2 separate regions of the Homo sapiens genome follow, and region 1 is linked to region 2. Evidence: chromatin loops called from intact Hi-C (ENCODE). Cell type or tissue: K562. All regions are shown on one strand. Region 1 overlaps PTBP3 (polypyrimidine tract binding protein 3). Region 2 overlaps PTBP3 (polypyrimidine tract binding protein 3).

Evidence for each region. Hi-C counts contacts between places; a loop is a spot of excess contacts. Peaks named below come from ENCODE experiments on the same cell type or tissue, not always from the same donor. Only the 100,000 strongest peaks of a DNase experiment are listed, where the experiment ranks them.
Region 1: it touches region 2 in a loop (2.4-fold over the local background); 5 of 110 quality-filtered maps call a loop at or near these places.

The regions. Positions count from the first base shown.
Region 1 is chr9:112,232,526-112,240,525 of GRCh38, forward strand. PTBP3 (polypyrimidine tract binding protein 3) reads right to left here. Exons shown (of 14, transcript NM_001163788.4): 8 at 2,295-2,372. Among named protein-coding and RNA genes, the nearest start is that of SUSD1, 61 kb to the left of the region's middle. In K562, no CTCF peak of the experiment used is centred here; no DNase peak of the experiment used is centred here.
Region 2 is chr9:112,310,763-112,318,762 of GRCh38, forward strand. The region is part of intron 1 of PTBP3 (polypyrimidine tract binding protein 3); the gene reads right to left. Among named protein-coding and RNA genes, the nearest start is that of PTBP3, 19 kb to the right of the region's middle. In K562, no CTCF peak of the experiment used is centred here; DNase peaks (open chromatin) are centred at 2,869 and 4,409; H3K4me3 peaks cover 749 bases.

The DNA of each region.
Region 1 (8,000 bases), 78 kb before region 2:
CTACAAACACTCCCTCTGTTTCTTACAATAGATATATCCTAACACCCTTCTATCAAGTGTATATGCTTTTCATACTGACTTCTACCATAAAATCAGATATGTATTTTTTTAAAGTCCTTCAGCAGAAAGTCAAAAACATGCATGCTAGGTAGTGCTATATGACATTTTATATGGGAAAAACATTTTGTGACTGTATAAAATGCTATATTAAATATTATTCTGACCAAAATAGATATTTACAGAATTCAATATTCTTTTGTAGCAGAAATGTTCTGAGCTCTCTACTTCTCTAGGTACTATGGAAATCCTGAAAGCTCAGTAACAGCAGAATACTGACACTATACTTAAAACAGCACACTTTCCCACTATTTTGTGTTCTCAGCTTAAAACCTGTCTAAGGTAAAACCTCTAGTTTATGCAAAATGAACCAATTCCTTAATTTAATGACTCTTTAAAATAAACAGTCTGACCACTTCACCACAAATCATGTAATTAAATTATAATATATTTTACATTCAGCCTATTCTGCTTGATAATCTAAGAAGGTCATAACTACCATCATCCATACTGCTGAATTTTAAAACTGTGCAGACCACATTCTCAGGCTGAATACTACTGCACGAAATCAATAGCCTTCACATGACATATTCCCATGCCCCTCCAGTCCAACCCTGACTTTTGCATAACTTTTGCTGTTTGTATGTCTGTTATTCATGAGCTAAGAGCACAGTTGAGCTACACTGTAGGGTGTGTGTGTGTGTGTGTGTGTGTGTGTGTGTGTGTGTGTGTGTATCTTCTATCAGCTTAAAAGTCTTATCAAGTCAGAAGCCCTCTTTTATTCACTTTTCATCTTTCTTAATATTAATTAATATTTATATATAGAGTATATCTAAAAGAAATATCCAAAATGAGGGAAAACATATCAAAATGTCCACCAATTGTTAAACCTTGAGGAGCTTCAAATAAATAAACTATGTTTTTAACACAATAGGTAGAATATTCACTTAATTAAACATATGTTAAGATATACTAAAAACCACCAAGATGGTAAAATTTAAAACCTCAACCTTCATATCACTCTTTCTGTTAACTCCATCCTCTCCATCAAAAAGAGAGTAGTTATTGGCCAGGTGCAGTGGCTCACCCTTTAATCCCAGCACTTTGGGAGGCTGAGGCAGGCTAATCGCTTGAGGCCAGGAGTTTGAGACCAGCCTAGCCAACATGGCGAAACCCCACCTCTACTAAAAATACAAAAATTAGCTGGGCGTGGTGACATGCACTTCTAGTCCCAGCTACTCAGAAGGCTGAGGCATGAGAATCATTTGAACCCAGGAAGTGGAGGTTGCAGTAAGACAAGATTGCACCACTGCATTCCAGCCTGGGCAACAGAGTGAGCTATCTGTCTCACAACAACAACAAAAAAAAGAGAGAGAGAGAGTAGTTAAAATTCCCAGAATTCAAAGGTTAGAATATAAAGATTACTGCCAGAAAGCAGCTATGTTGCAATTTAAAATGTAGTTAAAGTCATGAATCAGTTTAAGTTGGAAATATGTGGAGTAGGCTTACCAAACTCTGTCATTCCCCTAATCACCAACCTCAGTGTTTTCTTTAGACACCAGAGATAAAACCATAAAGTAACATTTTCTCTTTTCCTTAAATTATAATCAAATTCATTTTGTTTACTGTTTTGAAAATAATGGGAATCATTATCAACGTATTAATCAACTCCTATCTCTTAATTACCTCCATTAGCTAAAGAGACAAAATATATATCCCCTGAAATAAACAGCATGCATACCCCTCTATCGTAATCTTCAAAACCCATTAATGACAAAAGGTTTTCCAAAGATGAATAGTGAATGTATAGTATGACTGCATATTATTTGTTGAGTACTGTCAAAGGCATTGAAGGCCCAAAGATAAGACAGGTCTGTTCAACACATAATTGATAAGTTTATCAGTAAAGACAGAGCAGCTTATACATTTTATATAACAACTGGAAAGGCAAATCTAAGGTTATTTAATGTAGTTAGCCTATAGTTATTTGTGCCAAAAGCAAACATAAATGATGCAGAACACATACTGATTACTGGAATTAAAAATAGGACCAGAGAGAATAATTTGTAAATAACAAGGAAGCTATATATCATACAAATCACTACACTTCTACAGCTGATATGCATAATGCTTTATGGTAAATTCTTCAAATATGATAACATTCTTCATCTTGGTAAGTTCCTAGAAAATATACAACTTCATTAAAAGTCATTTCAAATCCAACTTAAAAGAATCACCTGTAGCTTGAGGAAATCCAATGGCTGGGGCAAATCCAGCAGCCCCTGCATATGGTGAAGAAATTATACCCGGTGCACCTAATGGGAAAGAGAAGCTAAAGTAAACACACTACCTTCTATAAATATCGTTATCAAAGCAATATAAAATGGCTCTATGAAAGTATATTACTAACAAAGAGATTCTGTTACGGAGTAAAGATCTGTTCAACAAGTGATCTTTAACGTATAAAAAGAGCCTCTGCCACTTCCAAAGGCTAACCCTTTTCAATTGGGTTCAAGGACCAAGAGTACAGTTTAGCTATGATTTAGTTTTGGACTAGCCTGAGATTCTTTCTCTTATTTAGAGCAATATTTCATAATGAAAAATCAGTTACTTACTAAATGTTATTAAATCTGTATCTGTGGGGTAACTATGCTGATTTAAAAAAAAATGAGTTAAAATCCTTGCCTTTGAGAGGCTTACAAACTAAAAGTACGAATTATAGGAGATTCATGATGAGGGTCGAAAGGTACAAATTCAAATATATTACAATTGGAGTAAGAAGTGATCACAGAGGATTCACTGTGACTGGTCAGAGAAGTTTTCACTGGAGGTAAAACCTGAGCCAGATATTATGTAATTGAAGAAGCACAGTACTTAGTGTGTACTAAATGCTAAACAAATGCTGGTCTTCTCTTTCCTTTAAGAAGCCTGTTGACTGTATATCATCAACAAAAACGGGAGTTCCAATGGAGAGTCAGTTTTAGCAGACAAATGATTAATTTGGTTTGGGGGAACATCAAATTTAAGATGATGATGAGATATTCAAAAAGAAATGGCCAAAAGTGGAAATAAGGGCACAAACTCAGATTATTGTAAGTAAACACATAAATTTGTGAATTACCTGTGTAGAAATAAATGTGAAAGCCATACAAATGAGAGCTCCACTTAAAAAGAGCACAAGACAAGAAATGAAGAAGGCTAAAGATACAGCCTGGGGGTATAGGTACACTTAAGCAACAGAAGGAAAGGGAATATCCTACAGAAAAGAGGAAGAGACTAGCCCTAGAAACAGGAAAGAAACAAGGAATTATAGTACCTCAGAATCTAGAGGAATAGTTTCAAAAGGGGGATAGGGAGGACCTTCAATATAGGGCACAGAGAATGAGAAATGAAAAAGGTAAAACAACAGTATTACAGAAGTAGTGAGAGGTTGGACTGCAAACCTCAAAGGGGGGAGTTTGCTTTTTCAATGATAGGGAGATGACTGTATTTATAGGCACAAGTATGTAGGCTCTATTTTCCAGGAGTTAAAAACTCATATAATTTTATTTTCTTCATTAAAAAGAATTATTTAATATAATTTATTAAATATGTAACTAATTATAGTAATTCAAGAAAATACCGTCACAAGAGACTGCAGGGATAGAATTAGCACAGAGAATTGACACTGAGATTCAAAAAATGAGAGTAACTGACAGAATAACTGATGAAGTAAGAAGGGAGAGTGAAATCCATTTAACAAATACATGTTGAGAGCATATCATGAGCTAAGCATTCTAGTGAGGAGTCTGAACAAAGCAGACAAGATTTTGTCTTTGCTAAACTTACACACAAGCAAGCTCAAGATCATAGGTAAAATGATTCATTTTTACAACAGAAAACACTGTATTAAAGGCACAAAGGAAGACTTCACAAAGAGGCCTCAAGATAGACACAAGCAATTATGAACATCTACACTAGAAAGGCTAAAAACAAAGTTAAACAATAAGGAGAGATACGGTGGATATTGTATTATTGTTGCCAAATATTCACTTGCCCCCTTCTATATAACTGGCCAAACATGACTTGCAATGCCTTTAGGTGGAAGAGCACATATTTCCATGCAGTTCACACTGGGCTTGATCATGTCATGTTTTTCCCAAAGAATACTGGTGGAAATGACACATGTTCACATGTTACTTCTACACAGAGCCTTTAAATGGCATTAAGGGTTTATATCTGCTCCCTTATTCTCGACTCTCTGCCCCAAGAATGCCATGTCTCAAAAAGGAGTGGATCTTTAGCGTGGGCCCTAGATAAAAAAGGCAAGTGGAGGATGGCTGCAAGAGCTTATTCACAGCTGCCGAGGCATGGGAGAGAAATAAACATTAATTTCTATCAACCACTGATGAGGGGGAGTAGTTGTAAAGGACAGCAAAGTGGCTAACACAGATGGCTACAGAAGGGGTGAGCAGAGAGAGCTCTAGCAAGCAGTAGATTTGAGAGAAATGAGGAAAGATTTTGAGATAACTATCATAGAACATTAAATAGAAATACATAAAAGGACTGGCAAACAATCATCAAGACCAAATTTGAATAACTGTTTCCATGTAAAATAAGATTAATAAGAACATTTGCTAAAATTTGACAAAACACACATTTTTCAAGTGTCTATATAATCCACACTCCCTAAATGAGCAGAAACAGAAACATCATATAGCAAAGTAACCTGTTAGACAGTGGATTCATATCTTCATTTCAGAATGAGGCAATTACACAAACCTTTAAGAAAAATGTTTCAGATCCGAATAAGAACGGATTCTTCACATTTGGAAAATGTACCACCATGATAGCAACCAAGGCAATACGAATTAATACATAAGATAACATTTTAACCCATGAAATCAGTTTATCACAGTGTTATTTGAAATAGCAAAATCCTAAAGAAACAAGCTTAATGTCTAAATTGGAGAATAATTAACATAAACTAACCTTACTGCAGAAAAACGCTCAATGAACAAGTATAAAGACTTTCTTTAAAAAACCTAAAAGTTGCCGAGATTATAAGGAGTAACTAGGCCCAAACTCTAACCCTGTGACACTGAGCTTTGGTTTGATCAGCTCATGGGGTAGCAGGCCAGAAGCAAATCCCAGGGTTAGCCCACAGTGAGAAGTCAACAGGATACTCTCACTGCATTAACCTATTAATATAAGCTGAAAATAACCTACCCTATCTACTATTCCTCCCATCTTCAAAAGACTACAAGGAAGGTTTGCTTTGTGACCAGCAGAGAAGGGAGAAAAGTCCCCTGAAAAGTTCTAACCAAAAGGAAGCTTTCACAAAAATTTACAGTCCAAATTTACATTTCTTGGAAGTCCAAAGGAAAATCAAGCTATAAATTTAGGTTGAAATGATCCTGAACGTAGAGCCTTTAATGCTGCAGGCAAGCAAATTCTCTCTGGAGGAACAAACACCTTAATCCTGAGCCTCAAAGGACAATCATAATTAATTCTCCAAGTAAAGTGAATAACTCATCCCCACCCTCCCCCACAAAAAAACCCAAAAAGTCAGAAATATCTAAGCAGAAAGAAAATTGCAAAAAATCTGAGATACTAAATTAAGCAGATGAAGATTTAAATAGTATGTTTGAAAAAAGACATACAAAAAAAATCTGTAGTACAGGAGACACTTTTTAAAAATGAACCAAATAAAATTTCTAGAAATGAAAGCCACAATTGCTAAGATCTAAAATTATAGGACAGATTTAACGACAATTAAACCAAGCTGAAGAGCGTCATCAGTGAACTGAAAGTTAGGTCCTAAGAATTATTCCAAATGCAGCTCAGAAAGAAAAGTTAAGTTTTACACACTGAGGACAGTATGGGGGTATAACATGTCTAATCAAAGCTCCAGAAAGGCAGGAGAGAAATAGTGTTAAGGGGGAATATATGAAAGGATAATTTCTAGAACCACTAAAAATAACAAACAATCCACTGACTCAAGAAGCCCAATGAGCTCCAATTAGAATAAAAATAAATCCTTAAATGAATACATCATATTGAAAGTACACAAAAGAAAAAGGACACCAAAAAGGAAAATCCCTAAAGAACAGCCAGAAAAAACAGAGCAGCAGTTAGCTTGACAACTGACTTTCTAAGAGCAACAATGGACATCAGAATACCACAGAATGGTATCTTTAATACGCTGAAAGAAAAAATACCTGTCAACCTAGAACTTTATACTCAGCAAAAATAACTCTTAAAATTGATTAAAAAAAGAAAGATATTTTGGGGCAAATAAAAACTTCAAATATGTTACCACAGACCTTTCCTAAGTGAAATACTAAAAAGGATCCTCAGGCAGAATATAAGTGTTTTCAGATGGCATGTCTGAGTTGCAAGAAGGAATGAAAAGCCTAAAGAGTTATATATGGTTTAATCACTGATTGTACAAAACAATAATAACAAATTGCCAAGACTAAAGTCAAATAACATAAAAATATAATAACATCACAGGTAAGGAGGAGGCAAAAGGAGTCCAAGTGTCCTAATTTCTTCTATTATGTAAGAAAAGGTACAGCTATTAATTAACATTAGATTTTGGTAAAATGTTTGAAAGTTAAAAATCTAGATAAAAACAGAAGCAGTGCTAAACTTCAAACCAGTAGTGGAAAAAACAGAATAATAAACATTTATTCAGCAAATATTGTTTGCATGGTTATTTTGCTTCCAGAATTAGGAAATATTAGTAAACTGAATAGGCATCCTACTCCCCAAGTCTGCCCTGGTGAAGTTTGAGAGATTAAAAACAGAATAAACAATACACAGAATACGCAATAAGTTAATTGTATGGCATGTAAGGTGACAATTACTATGGAAAAAAACAGGCTGGGCATAGTGACTCACACCTAGAATCCCAGCACTTTAGGAGGCCAAGGTGGGTGGGTCACTTCAGGCCACGAGTTCAAGAGAAGCCTGGAAAACATAGTGAGACCCCGCCTCTCTATAAAAACTTTGAAATTAGCCAGGCATGGTGGTATCTGCCTGTATTCCCAGCTACTCAGGAGGCTGAGGTGGAAGGATTGCTTGAGCCCAGGAGTTCCAGGCTGCAGTGAGGCATGGTTGCACCACTGCACTCCAGCCTGGGTAACAGAGTGAGAGAGATCTGTTGAAAGAAAGAAGAGAGAGGAAAAAAGAAAAGAAAAGAAGAGAGGGAGGGGAGGGGAGAGGAGGAAGAAGAAAAGGAAGGAAGGAAGGGAGGAAGGGAGGAAGGGAGGGAGGGAGGGAGGGAGGGAGGGAGGGAGGGAGGGAGGGAGGGAGGCAAGGAAGGATCGATCAGGAGAATTCTGAGGAAGACCTTGACAAGACAGGTCAAAGAAGGCAGATGAGAAAAATCTCTCTCAGTGTACCTGGGAGAAAAGTACTCCAGGCAGAAGAAATAACAAGTGGAACGATCTGGAGGTTGGAACACACCTAATATGTTTGACAAACAATAGGGATTTCAGTATTGAGGGGTAGAAGGATGAAGTAGGGGAGCACAAAAAAAGATTTGTCAAAAAGAAAAAAGATGGTATAGGGCCTTGTAATCCAATGTAAAGATGGGGGCATCCACTCCAAAAGAAACAGAAACCTTTGGAGGGTAGTCAGCATTAGAGTAAAATGATTTGACTTAATTTATTTTCTAACTTATATAGAATACAATGTACATATATACATGTGTATGTACTATATTATGTATATCTATCTATGTACAATGTGATGAGTTTTGATATACTGTCATGTGCAGCGGAGCGGTCAATGATCCACATATACAATGGTGGTCCCATATGATTATAATGGAACTGAAAAATTCCTATTGCCCAGTAATGTTATAGCCATTGTAACACTGTAGTGCAACATATTCCTCATATGTTTGTAGTGATGCTGGAATAAAACTCTATAAAAGTACAGAAAATAAAATTGTG
Region 2 (8,000 bases):
CAAGGTACGACTTAAGAGAAAAAGGCATTTAACCAAAGTCTTACAAGTAGTAAGGAGTAAGCATGTAGATATCTGAGGGAAGAATGTTGTAGGTAGAGGAAACAAAATGCCTTGCATGTTCTGGAAAAACAGTAAGGAGGCAATTATGGCTGAAAGAGAATGAGCAAGGGGAGAAGTAAAGAGATTAGAGAGAAGGTGTGTCATAGCATGCAGGGCCTTAACGGCCATTCTAAAGAACCTTACTCTGAGCGAAATGAGGGAAAGAGAGTTTTGAACAGGAGTGAAAAGATCAATTTGCTTTTTTAAAGGATCACTCTGGCTGCTGTGTTAAGAACAGTCTTTAACAAGACAAAGAGGGAAGGACTCTGGTTAGGAAGCTGTGATGATAATCCGGATTAAGGGCCAGGGCAGTTGCAGTTATGGTGGAAAATGTGTTTTTTTTTTTTTAATATACGATTGGCCCACCGTATCCATGGGTTCTGCATCTGTAGATTCAAACAATCACAGATTGAAAATATTTGGAAAAAAACTGCATCTGTATAAACATGTACAGACTTTTTTTGTCATTATTCCCTAAGCAATACAGCATAACAACTATTTACATAGCATTAAATCGTATTATAAATAACCTAGAGATGACTTAAAGTATTCAGAAGGAACTGAGTTAAGTTATATGGAAATACAGTTGACCCTGAACAACATGAGTGAGTTTGAACTGCCCGAGTCCAAATGAGGATCAAAAATACAGTATTCCCAGGATGCAAAACCCAGTTATATGAAGGTTGACTTTTTATACATGCAGGCAGACTTCACCTATACAGAGCCAACTGGAGAACTTGAGTATGCATGGATTTTGGCCCCCCCTAGATACTGAGGGACAACTGTACTCTGAAACAGATTTGCTAGCCAGGCACAGTGTATCAGGCCTGTAATCCCAGCAACTTGGGAGGATGAGGCAGGATAGCTTAAGGCCAGGAGTCTGAGACCAGCCTGGACAAGAGCTAAACCCTGTCTCTGAAAAAAAACGGTTTTTTAATTAGCCGGGTGTGGTGACTTATGCCTGTAGTCCCAGCTACATGGGAGGCTGAAGCAAGAGGATCATCAGAGCCCAGGACGTTGGAGGCTGCAGTGCTCTAGGATCGTGCCTGTGAGTAGCCACTGCACTTCAGCCTGGGCAACATAGTGAAATCCCACATCTTTATTTTAAAAAGAAAAAAAGAGTCAATGTAATGAAACAAAAAGACTGAGGACCTATTTCAGATTAATTTCCTGATTTTGTTAACTGTATCACAGTAATGAATGGGAAATTCTTTGTTTATAGGTAATACACTCAAATATTTAGGGGTTAAAGAATAAACTCTAGTCTCAAAGCATCTTCCAACAAATCATTGATTACGAAAAGAAAATTGGTAACTTTACAATGGAAAAGCCTGGCAGAAAATCACCTTAACCAAGTGATTAAGACATAAAAAAAAGTGGGGAAGCTAAGGCAGGAGGATCACTTAAGGCCACGAGTTCGAGACCAGGCTGGGCAACATAGTGAGACCCTGTATCTACAAAACAACAATAACAATAACAACAACAATTCACTGAGCGTGGTGGTGCATGCCTGTGGTCCCCAGCTGTTCAAGGACTGAGACAAGAGGATCACTTGAGCCCAGGAGATCAAGGCTGCTGTGATCTGTGTTCATACCACTGAATGAACGAGACCTTGTTTTTTTTTTTGTTTTTTTTTTTTAAAAAAAAAAAAAAGGACGTGTGTGTGTGCGTTTACATCTATAGAAAGACTATATATGGAAGGGGAAATGGTAAGACAATCGGGGAAATGATAAATGAAAAATGGTGCAAATATGAACTGGGTAAAGGATATACGAGTTCTTTGTACTCTTCTTATAATCTTTCTGTAACTTTATATTAAAATAAAATTTTAAAAAATAATAATAAATCAATGAAATTCACCACATTAGTACACTAAGAAAAAATAAACTGTTAAAAAGCAGGCCGGGCACAGTGGCTCATGCATGTAATCCCAGAACTTTGGGAGGCCAAGGTGGGCACATCACTTGAGTCCAGGAGTTGGAGACCAGCCCAGGCAACATGGCGAAACCCTGTTTCTACAAAATACACAAAAATTAGCCAGGTATGGTGGTGCATGCCTGTATTCCCAGCTATTCAGGAGGCTGAAGTGGGAAGACTGCTTGAGCTCAGGAGGTCAAGGCTGCAGTGAGCTGAAATTGTGCCACTGCACTCCAGACTGGGTGACAGCAAGACACTGTTTCAAAGAAAAAAAAAAGGAAAAGGAAAATCAAAGTACATATGTGGTATGTACACACTATGGTAAGCTATCAGATAAAGATAACATGATCATATAAGAAAGTCTTACCCATAGTAATTTACAACAAAAAAGTACTTGCACTTACATAATCTTACTCTGACATTAATAAGACTTTTTTCTTTTAAGAGACAGGGTCTCGCTCTGTCACCCGGGCTGGACTGCAGTGATGTAATCACAGCTCACAGTAACCTCCTCTCATGGGCTCGAATAATCCTCCTACCTCAACCTACCAAAGCACTGGGACTACAGGTGTGTGCCACTACACCCAGCCTAATAAGTTATTTTTATATTCATTTCTTCAATATTTATTCACCATTGTGAGCAGGCAGCTGTATTGTTTATCCATGCCTGGATAACTAATTACTCCAAAATTTAGCAGCTGGAAAAAACAAATATTTTGTAACTTAATTTGTGGAAGTCAGAAACCTGGACATGGCTTAGCTAGGTCCTCTGGAGAGTCTATCACAGACCGGAATCATCTCAAGGCTTAACAGAACACATGAAGGATCCACTTCCACACTTACTCAAGTGGTTGCTGGCAGGACTCAGTTTGTACATGGGCCTGTCCATAAGATAACTTACAACATGGCAGCTCACTTTTATCAGAGTGAGCAAAAAGAAAGCAAAGCCCAAGTCTTTTGGAAGCTAATCCTTTTAAGTAGATTTAAGTCCACCATCTCGCCATTTGTTGTCTTTGGCTCAACTGTTCTTTAACCTATCTTAAACATAGATAGATTAAAAGAAAAGGAAAAGGAATAGGAAAAAAATACAGTCAGCTCTCCATACCGATGAATTCATCCATGGATGAACCAACTGACGACGGAAAACATTTGGGAAAAAAAGTTCCACAAAGTTACAAAAAGCAAAAGTTGAATTTGCCATGTGCCAAATACTACCTTAAATGAATCCACGCAAATGAGGTTATGTGTAAGCACTGTATTAGGCATTCTAAGTAATCTAGAGGTGATTTAAAGTATACAGCAGGATGTGCTATAAGTTATATGCAAATACTGCTCTCTTTATATAAAAGACTTCAGCCTCTGCATCCACAAATTTTGGGGTCCTTGGGAAGTACTGGACCAATCTCCCAAGGACAAGAGGGACAAATGTATACCACACAAATACCAATCATAAGAAAGCTGGAATGGCTACATTAACATTAGACAAAGTACACTTCAAGATAGGAACTATTACTGAGATAAAAATGTATATTTCACAAGGAGACAAAAGGTCAACTCATCAAGATATAACACTCCTAAATGTGAATACATATAGTAACTGAGCTTCAAAACACGTAAAGCAAAAACTGACAGAACAGCTGGGTGCAGTAGCTCGTGCCTCTAATCCCAGCACTTTGAGAGGTCAAAGTGGGAGGTTCGCTTGAGCCCAGAAGTTTGAGATCGGCCTGCACAACAGAACAAGGACTCATCTCTACAAAAATTTAAAAATTAGCCAGAGACAGCGGTGTGTACCTTCAGTCCCAGCCACTCAGGAGGCGGAGGCGGGAGGATCCCTTAAGCCTAGAAGAGAGCCTGGGCTAGAGAGCGAGACCCTGTCTCAAACAAAACAAAACAAAACAAAAAAACAAAAAAGAAACACCTCACAGAACTACAAAAAGAAATACACAAATCTACAATTGCGGACAGAAATTTCAATATTTCTCTTCTCTTTAACAGAATAAAAAATCAGTAAAGATACAGAAAACCTGAATTTCAACCAGTCTGTCCCACTGACATTTTTTTTTTTTTTTTTGAGACGGACTCTTGCTCTGTCACCCAGGCTGGAGTGCAGTGGCGCGATCTCGGCTCACTGCAAGCTCCGCCTCCCGGGTTTACACCATTCTCCTGCCTCAGCCTCCCAAGTAGCTGGGACTACAGGCACACGCTGCCATGCCCGGCTAATTTTTTGTATTTTTAGTAGAGACGGAGTGTCACCGTGTTAGCCAGGATGGTCTCGATCTCCTGACCTCGTGATCCGCCCACCTTGGCCTCCCAAAGTGCTGGGATTACAGGCATGAGCCACCGCCCCCGGCCCCCACTGACATTTAAAAGGCACTACACCCAACAAAATTAGACTACACATTCAAGTGTACACAGAACATTCATAAAGACAAACCATGTTTAACATAAAACAAACTTCTGGATACATAAAGGGACCGAAATGATACAAAACATCTTATCTGATCAAAGTAGTAAGCTTTAAAAAAAAAAAAATCAGTAACAAAAAGATATCTGGAAAACCAAAATATTTATAAATTAAACACATTTATAAAAAATCATGGGCCAAAAGAGAAGTCCCAAGGAAGAACACAAAATATTTTGAACTAAGTGAAAATTAAAGCCCAGCCATATCAAAAGTTGTGGGATGCAGCTAAAGAAATAGAAAATTTGTACTCAGGAGGCTGAGGAGGAGGATCACTTGAGCCCAGTTCAAGGCTGTAGTGAGCTATGATAGCGCCACTGTACTTCAGCCTGGGTGACAAGGTGAAATCCTGTCTCAAAAAATAAAAATAAAAAACTATTTTAAAAAAGAAAGAAATAGAACATCTGAATAACATGGTTTTAAAAACTTAATTCATAATTTAAAACCTTCCAACAAAGAAAATACACTCACAAATAGCTACACTGATGAATTCTATCAAAGAGTTTTAAAAGAAATAATACCAATCTTACACAAATTATTTCAAACAGAAGGGAACACTTTCCAACTCATGTCAGTTGTGGTCATCTAACAGTTCCTTGTCTTTCAAGGAATTTGTACATTTGGTCTAAGTTACTCATTATTTCCTTCCTTCTACTTTCTTGGAATTTAATTTTCTCTGAATAAAAATGAAAACAGGATAAAAATTTTGAGATAGTGCTAAAGCCGTGCTTACAGGGAAATTTATATCATTAAATGATTACATTAAAAAAGATCTCCAGTCACAACAGCAAGTGTTGCCAATACATTGTTAACAATGGTAACTCTCATACATTAATAGACAGTACTCTGGAACCATCTAGTAAAGTTAAGCATATGCATTACACCTGGATCATCCAGTTTCTCTTGTGGCATGGTAGGCAGACTTCTAAGGTGGTGCCAAATGATCCCCATCTCCTAGAATTCATGTCCAAGTGTAATTCTCTCTCCTAAAGTATAGGTTGCACCTAGAGACTCGCTTCTACTGAACAGAATACAGCAAAAATGACGGAATGCCACTTCTGAAATTAGGTTTCAAAAGACTTTTACCTCATACTCTCTCACTCTCTTTTTACATATTTATAAGAAGCAAGTTGCCCTAAGGAGAGAAGCACATGGCAAGAAATTGAGTGTGGCTTCCAGTAAGGCCTTTAGCTCAAAGGCCCAGGAGATGACTCCTGCCAACAACCACACAAGTGAGCTCGAACATGGATTCTTCCCTGGAAGATGACTGCAGCACCCACCAGCACCTTGTAAAAGTTCTAGAACCAGAAAACCCAAGTAACCCACGCCCAGATTCCTGACACACAGACACTGGCAGATAACAAATTTTAATACTAACAAATAAATGTTGTTTTAAGCTGCTTAAAAAGAAGGTATCAGGCTGGGCACAGTGGCTCACGCCTGTAATCCCAGGACTTTGGGAGGCCGAGGCGGGTGGATCACTTGAGGTCAGTGAGTTAATTAATCATTTAATGCTAAGGTCAGGAGGTCAAGAGTGGTGTGGCCAACATGGCGAAACACCGTCTCTACTAAAAATATAAAAATTAGCTGGGCATGGTGGTGTGCACCTGTAATCCCAGCTACTTGAGAGGCTGAGGCAGGAAAATCGCTTGAACCCGGAAGGCAGAGGCTGCAGTGAGCTGAGATCATGCCGCTGCACTCCAGGTTGGGCGACAAAGTGAGACACCATCTCAAAAAAAAAAAAACAGTAAAGAAAAAGGCCAGGAACAGTGGCTCACGCCTGTAATCCCAGCACTTTGGGAGGCCAAGGCAGGAGGATTACTTGAACCCAGGAGTTCAAGACCAGCCTGGGTAACATGACAAAACCCCATCTCTACAAAAAATGTTTTTAAAACATTAGCTGGGCACGGTGGGAGGACTGCTTAAACCCAGGAGGCAGAGGTTGCAGTGAGCTGAGACTGCATCACTGCACTCCAGCCTGGGCAACACAGTGAGACCCCATATCCAAAAAAAAAGAAAAAAAAGAAAAAAAATTAGTGAGGCACAATGGTACATGCCTGTAGTCCCAGCTACTTGGGAGCTGAGGTGGGAGGATCACTTGAGCCCAGGATCCACCACTGCACCACTGCACTCCAGCCTGGGCAACAGAGCAAGACCCTGTCTAAAAGAAAGATATCAAGTCAAGAAAAGCAAATTAAACTCAATGTAAATAGAAAGAAGGAAATAAAGAGTAAAACTGATGAAATTCAAGAGTCAATCAACACAGGAAATGAATAAAACCGAAAGCTGCTTTTCAAATAGACCAACAATACTGAAAGCTAGACCAATCAGGAAAAAAAGAAAATATCAATTATGAATATCGGTACTGAAAAGATGAAAATTACTACAGATCCTACAACATTAAAAGGATAGTAAGAAAACATTATGGGCCGGGCACAGTGGCTCACGCTTGTAATCCCAGCACTTTGGGAGGCCAAGGTGGGTGGATCACGAGGTCAGGAGTTTGAGACCAGCCTGACCAACATGGTGAAACCTTGTCTCTACTAAAAATACAAAAATTAGCCGGGCATGGTGGTGTGCGCCTATAATCCCAGCTACTCAGGAGAGGCAGGAGAATCGCTTGAACCCGTGAGTCGGAGGTTGCAGTGAGCCAAGATCGCGCCACTGCACTCCAGCCTGGGTGACAGAGCTAGACTCAAAAACAACAAAAAACAAACAAACAAATCCATTATGAACAACTTTACATGCATAAATCCCAACAACTTAGTTGAAATACAAAAATTCCTTGAAAGATACAAATCCAACACCCATTAATGTTACCAAAGAACAACAAACAAGAAATAAGAAATGTTTCCAACTTAAAAAAGGGCATCTAAGAAAAACCTACAGCTAAGAAAAACTGCCTGTTTTCCCGTAAGGAGCAGCAGTAAGGCAAAGATACATAGAAGTCAGAAAAAGAAATAAAGGTCACCCAGATTAGAAAAGAATAAAACTACATTCTCAGATGACATGATCATGTACATTAAAAATCCTAAGAAATTTACCCAAAAAAAGGTAATAAGTAAGTTTTTATAGCAATATCACAAAACACAAGATCAATATGCAAAGTATTTCTATATATTGACAATAAAACACCATTTACATTAGCAAGAAAAATGGCATACATGTGCAAAACCTGTACACTGAAAACAACAAAACAACATTGAAAGAAATTAAAGACGACATAAAAGAATTTGAAAGCTGGGTGCAGTGGCTCACACCTATAATCCCAGCACTCTGGGAGGCCAAGGTGGGCAGATCACTTGAGGTCAGGAGTTCAAGACCAGCTTGGCCAATATGGTGAAACCCCATCGTGACTAAAAATATAAAACTTAGCTGGGCATGGTAGCACACACCTGTAGTCTCAGCTACTCAGGAAGCTAGGGCAGGAGAATCACTTGAACCTGGGAGGCAGAGGTTGCAGTGAGCTGACATCCCACTACTGCTCTCCAGCCTGGGCAACAGAGTGAGACTGTCTCCAAAA